Regions from separate parts of the Homo sapiens genome. Here region 2 is linked to region 1. A link is a loop called in an ENCODE intact Hi-C map of the cell type or tissue named here. Cell type or tissue: IMR-90. All regions are shown on one strand. Each heading gives the region's core, and the rest is flanking DNA. Links, peaks and the distances in the headings are about the cores only.

Evidence for each region. A loop is a pair of places that touch in the nucleus more often than their neighbours do. Peaks named below come from ENCODE experiments on the same cell type or tissue, not always from the same donor. Only the 100,000 strongest peaks of a DNase experiment are listed, where the experiment ranks them.
Region 2: a loop joins it to region 1, with 33 times the contacts of the local background. A loop is called at or near these places in 5 of 110 quality-filtered maps.

What each region holds. Positions count from the first base shown.
Region 1 is chr2:97,194,253-97,197,187 of GRCh38, reverse strand. It overlaps ANKRD36 (ankyrin repeat domain 36), which reads right to left. Exons shown (of 76, transcript NM_001354587.1): 39 at 2,434-2,462; 40 at 2,271-2,343; 41 at 567-595; 42 at 400-472. Among named protein-coding and RNA genes, the nearest start is that of ANKRD36, 83 kb to the right of the region's middle. In IMR-90, for the core only: no CTCF peak of the experiment used is centred there; a DNase peak (open chromatin) is centred at 1,647.
Region 2 is chr2:97,545,563-97,548,497 of GRCh38, reverse strand. ANKRD36B (ankyrin repeat domain 36B) reads left to right here. Exons shown (of 44, transcript NM_001393939.1): 21 at 767-795; 22 at 890-962; 23 at 2,637-2,665; 24 at 2,760-2,832. Among named protein-coding and RNA genes, the nearest start is that of ANKRD36B, 43 kb to the left of the region's middle. In IMR-90, for the core only: no CTCF peak of the experiment used is centred there; no DNase peak of the experiment used is centred there.

The DNA.
Region 1 (2,935 bases), core at 342-2,841:
GTGTACGGGTTATTACAACAAGTTTTCTGTCTGTTTTTAGCAGTATGATGTGAGGTCTGTAAAATCGATACTTCCTCTCTTTCTCCTTCCACCCTTACTGAAAACAAGCTGGAGAATTAAAGCAAAACTATGCTGTTCCCCAGAGACCCTTATGTCTTCAACTGCTCTCCATATATCTTCTTCCCAACTTCAAAGTGTGGAAGTGTATAATCTTACGGCGAAGATCATGTTCCAGACCAGCAGCATCAGCATCACCCAAGAACCTACTGCAAATGAAGAATCTCCGGCCTGCTGAATCAGAAAGTGCAGCTTCGATGAGCCCCCCGCTGATTTATTTGGGGAAGAGAACTTCTTATCTATCTGGACTGAACATGACATTAAATCTGTTTTCAGAATTACCTGTCCTAGATTTTTCTCCATCCTTGTTTTCTCTGGCTATACCCAAAACAGAATCTTCCTCGTCACTTGTACCCTGAATGGAATTTGAAACGAAATAATAAATAAATAAAGTATGTTTCATAGACCATACATTAACTCGTTCACATGATAAATGGGAGTTTCATTACCTTCAAGGTTGGTGGTTTCTGAGAAGACACTGAAAAGCAAAAGGGATTCATAATCAGTCATACATAAATATGACAAAGATATCCATACATTCAAGCAGAGTTAGCATCAACCTCTGTCCTCCTGCCTGTATTAGCATAGGCTTTGATGGCTTCTACTTTGTGTCTGGGGACTAGAACATGACAGAAATACACTAAGAAAAGGGAATACAGGCTCCATGAAATATACCCTTATAATTTCAAACATGGCATGATTTCTCATGTGTCGAAAACTAAAATAAAACCGTATCAATATCAATGTCTTAGGCCGAGTGATGAGAACAAATGTGATCTAAAATCAGAGGAGCAACTCACACTCCTGAGAATCAATGTCAAAGCAGGTGCTACATGATCTCACATGTCTTTCACGCAACAAATCAAAAGGATTTACACCTTTATACTACAAACATTCATCATGCTCTTTAACATGCCCAATAACTGAGAAGGCACACAATTGCGATGATGCTTCAGTTGAACTTACACTTCACATCTCTTCAGTGGAAGTGTCCTACATTGATCACCTTGGATACCTCTTTGCTGATACCTAGTACATAATATTCATTATCTCTCACACCCATGTAGTGTAATAATTTGCTTAAGTTTCTTGTATCCACTAGTTTAGCCTTCCAAATGTTTCTTCATCCACTCATGGCACCAAAGGATAATATATTAGCCTCAATAAAAATGTCATCAATTATCAATTTTGACATATTTCTACAAAGTAAAACTGCCACAACCATTAGATAATAATAAGTTTTACATTCAGAAATCATTCCAATATTCATTGAAAATGATCACTCTAGGACTTAATTGGAATGCAACATAATTTTTGTTTCTAGAATACCCTTGTTGGCAGTATCATGTTATTTTCTAAAGAAGTTTCATTAAACAGCTATTTTATCCAAGAGGTAGCTCCTTGAACAAGGAAGCCACCATATTCATATTCAAGTTTATCTCATTTCTATAACTAAAATCAACAAAATATGTATCTCTGATGCCTAATAGTAACAAAGAGGAGTAATGAGTCATTTTGTTTTTATGCCAATTCAACCACTGTTTCCTGCTTCCAGCAGTTGCTGGAGCTGCCAAAATCAAATATTGTTTATGCAAATGTTCCAAATGCATCTGAAGTGAGTTCACTCAGGTTTCCTCAGCAGTAACCCCAAAATTATATAAATGACTTCCTCTTTTCCCACATTCCTGCCTCACAATCCGTCTTCATTCAGAAAATAATTGCTACATCAGGGGTCTCCTCAGTTCTCCTTCTACAGTGTCTATGGGTTATTATGAACAGTTTTCTGTCTGTTTTTAGCACTACGATGTGACGTCTGTAAAATCTGTACTTCCTCTCCTTCTCCGTACACCCTTAATGAAAAGATGCTACCGAATTAAAGCAGAATTATGCTGGGCCCCAGAGCCCCTTATGTCTTCAACTGCTCTCCATATTTCTTCCTCCCAATTGTAATGTGGGGATGCGTATAATCTTACAGTGAAGATCATGTTCCAGACCAGTAGCATCAGCATAACCCAAGAACTTATTAGAAATGAAGAATCTCAGGCCTGCTGAATCAGAATGTGCATCTTTGACCAGCCCCCCACTGATTTATTCGGGGAAGAGAACTTCTTGTCTGGACTGAACATGACATTAAATGTGTTTCGCAAAATTACCTTTCCTAGATATTTCTCCATCCTTTTTTCCTCTGGTTATATTCGAAAAAGAATCCTTCTCATCACTTGTAGCCTGAGTGGAATTTGAAACAAAATAATAAATAAGGTATGTTTCATAGGCTATACGTTTACTAGCTCACAATATGAATGAGAGTTTCATTACCTTCAAGGCTGGTTTTTTCCGAGAAGACACTGAAAAGCAAAAGGGATACATAATCACTCACATGTAAATATGATAAAGTTATCCATACATTCACACAGTGTTAGCATCAACCTCTGTCCTCCTGCCTGTATTAGTGTACGCTTTGATGGCTTCTACTTTCTGTCTGGGGACCAGAACATGTCAGAAATACCCTGAAAAAAGGGAACACAGGCTCCGTGAAATATACCCTTACAATTTCAAACACAGTATGATTTTTTATGTGTCGAAAGCTAAAATAAAACCGTGTCAATCCCAATGTGGATATGCCGAGTGATGAGGACAAATGTGATCTAAAATCAGAGGAGCAACTCACACACCTGAGAATCAATGTCAAAACAGGTGCTACATGATCCCATATGTCTTTCATGCAACAAATCAAAAGGATTTACACCATTATACTACAAACATTTTTCATGCTCTTTAACTTGCCCAATAAATGAGAAGGCACACAATTACGATGACC
Region 2 (2,935 bases), core at 153-2,652, 350 kb before region 1:
AGAAACTGATCAGTATCTAATGCTTGTAGCAGTTTTACTTTGTATAGGTATGTCAAAATTGATAATTGATGATATTTTTATTGAGGCTAATATATTATCCTTTGGTGCCACGACTGGATGAAGAAACTTTTGGAAGGCTAAACTAGTGGATACAAGAAACTTAGGCAGATTATTACACCATATGGGTGTGAGAGATAATGAATATTATCTACTTGGTATCAGCAAACAGGTGTCCAAGGTGATCAATTCAGGACTCTTCCACTGAAGAGATGTGAAGTGTAAGTTTAACTGAAGTATCATTGCAATTGTGTGCCTTCTCAGTTATTGGGCAATTTAAAGAGCATGATGAATGTTTGTAGTATAATGGTGTAAATCCTTTTGATTTGTTGCATGAAAGACATGTGGGATCATGTAGCACCTGCTTTCACGTTGATTCTCAGGTGTATGAGTTTCTCCTCTGATTTTAGATCACTTTGTCCTCATCACTCAGCATATCCACGTTGATATTGACACGGTTTTATTTTAGTTTTTGGCATATAACAAATCATACCCTGTTTGAAATTATAAGAGTATTTTTCATGGAGCCTGTATTCCCTTTTCTCAGCGTATTTCTGTCATGTTCTAGTCCCCAGACACAAAGTAGAAGCCATCAAAGCCTATGCTAATACAGGCAGGAAGACAGAGGTTGATGCTAACACTGCGTGAATGTGTGGATAATTTTGTCATTTTTACATATGAGTGATTATGAATCCCTTTTACTTTTCAGTGTCTTTTGAGCAACCACCAGGCTTGAAGGTAATGAAACTGTCATTTATATTGTGAACTAGTAAATGTATAGTCTATGAAACATACTTTATTAATTTATTATTTCATTTCAAATTCCATTCAGGCTACAAGAGACGAGAAAGATTCTCTTTTGAATATAGCCAGAGGAAAAAAAGATGGAGAAAAAACTAGGAGAGGTAATTTTGAAAAGAGATTTAATGTCATGTTCAGTCCGGGTAGATAAGAAATTCTCTTCCCTGAATAAATCTGCGGGGGGCTCGTTGAAGCTGCACATTCTGATTCAGCAGTCCTGAGATTCTTCATTTCAAATAAGTTCGTGGGTGATAGTGTTGCTGCTGGTCTGGAACATGATCTTCGCAGTAAGGTTATACACTTCCCCACATTGAAATTGGGAAGAAGAAATATGGTGAGCAGTTCAAGGCATAAGGGGCTCTGGGGAACAACATAATTTTGCTTTAATTCTCCAGCTTGTTTTCAGTAAGGGTGGAAGGAGAAAGAGAGGAAGTATAGAATTTACACACTTCAGATCATACTGCCAAGAAAAGACAGAAAGCTTGTTGTAACAACCCGTAGACACTGTAGGAGAACTAAGGAGACCCCTGGTGTAGCAACTATTTTCCTAAAGAAGATGGATTGTGAGGCAGGAAGGCTGAAAAAGAGGAATTCTTTTATATAATTTTCTGGTTTCTTCTGAGGAAACCTGAGTGAACTCACTTCAGATGCATTTGGAATATTTTCATAAAAGTTATTTGATTTTGGCTGCTCCAGGAACTACTGGAAGCAGGAAACAATGGTGTAATTGGAATACACCACACTGACTCATTACTCCTCTTTGTTACTAGGAGGCATCAGAGATACATATTTTGTTGATTATAGTTATAAAAATGCGATAATCTTGAATATGAATAAATTTGCTTCCTTGTTCAAGGGGCTACCTCTTGGATGAAATAGCTATTTCATGAAACTTCTTTCGAGAATAACATGGTCCTCCCAAAAAGTCTATTTTAGAAACAAAAATGATGTTGAATTCTAACTAACTCCTAAAATTATAATTTTCAATGAATATTGCAGTGATTTCTGAATGAAAAACTGATTAATATCTAATGCTTGTAGCAGTTTTACTTTGAAGAAATATGTCATAGTTGATAATTGATGATATCTTTATTGAGGCTAATATATTATCCTTTGGTGCCAAGAGTGGATGAAGAAATTTTCAGAAGTCTAAACTAGTGGATACAAGAAACTTAGGCAAATTATTGCACCACGTGCGTGTGAGAGATAATGAATGTTATCTACTAGGTATCAGCAAGCAGATATCCAAGGTGATCAATTTAGGACACTTCCACTGAAGGGATGTGAAGTGTACGTTCAACTGAAATGTCGTCGTAATTCTGTGCCTTCTCAGTTATCGGGCAAATTAAAGAGCATGATGAATGTTTGTAGTATAATGGTGTAAATCCTTTTGATTTCTTACATGAAAGACATGTGGGATCATGTAGCACCTGCTTTGACATTGATTCTCACGTGTATGAGTTGCTCCTCTGATTTTAGATCACTTTGTCCTCATCACTCGGCATATCGACATTGATATTGACAGGGCTTTATTTTAGTTTTCGACATATGACAAATCATACCATGTTTGAAATTGTAAGGATATATTTCATGGAGCCTGTATTCCCTTTTTTCAGTGTATTTCTGTCATGTTCTTGTCCCCAGACACAAAGTAGAAGCCATCAAAGCCTACACTATTACAGGCAGGAGGACAGAGGTTGATGCTAACACTGTATGAATGTATGGATAACTTTATCATATTTATGTATGAGTGATTATGTATCCCTTTTGCTTTTCAGTGTCTTCTCATAAACAACCATCCTTGAAGGTAATTAAACTCTCTTTTGTATTTTGAACTATTAACTGTATAGTCTATGAAATATACTTTATTTATTGACTGTTCTGTTTCAAATTCCATTCAGGCTACAAGTGACAAGGAAGATTCTGTTCCGAATATGGCCACAGAAACAAAGGATGAACAAATATCTGGGACAGGTAATTTTGCAAACACATTTAATATGATGTTCGTTCAAGATAGAAGAGATCTTCTCTTCACCAAATAAAGCAGCGGGGGGTTCGTCAAATCTTCATGTTCTGA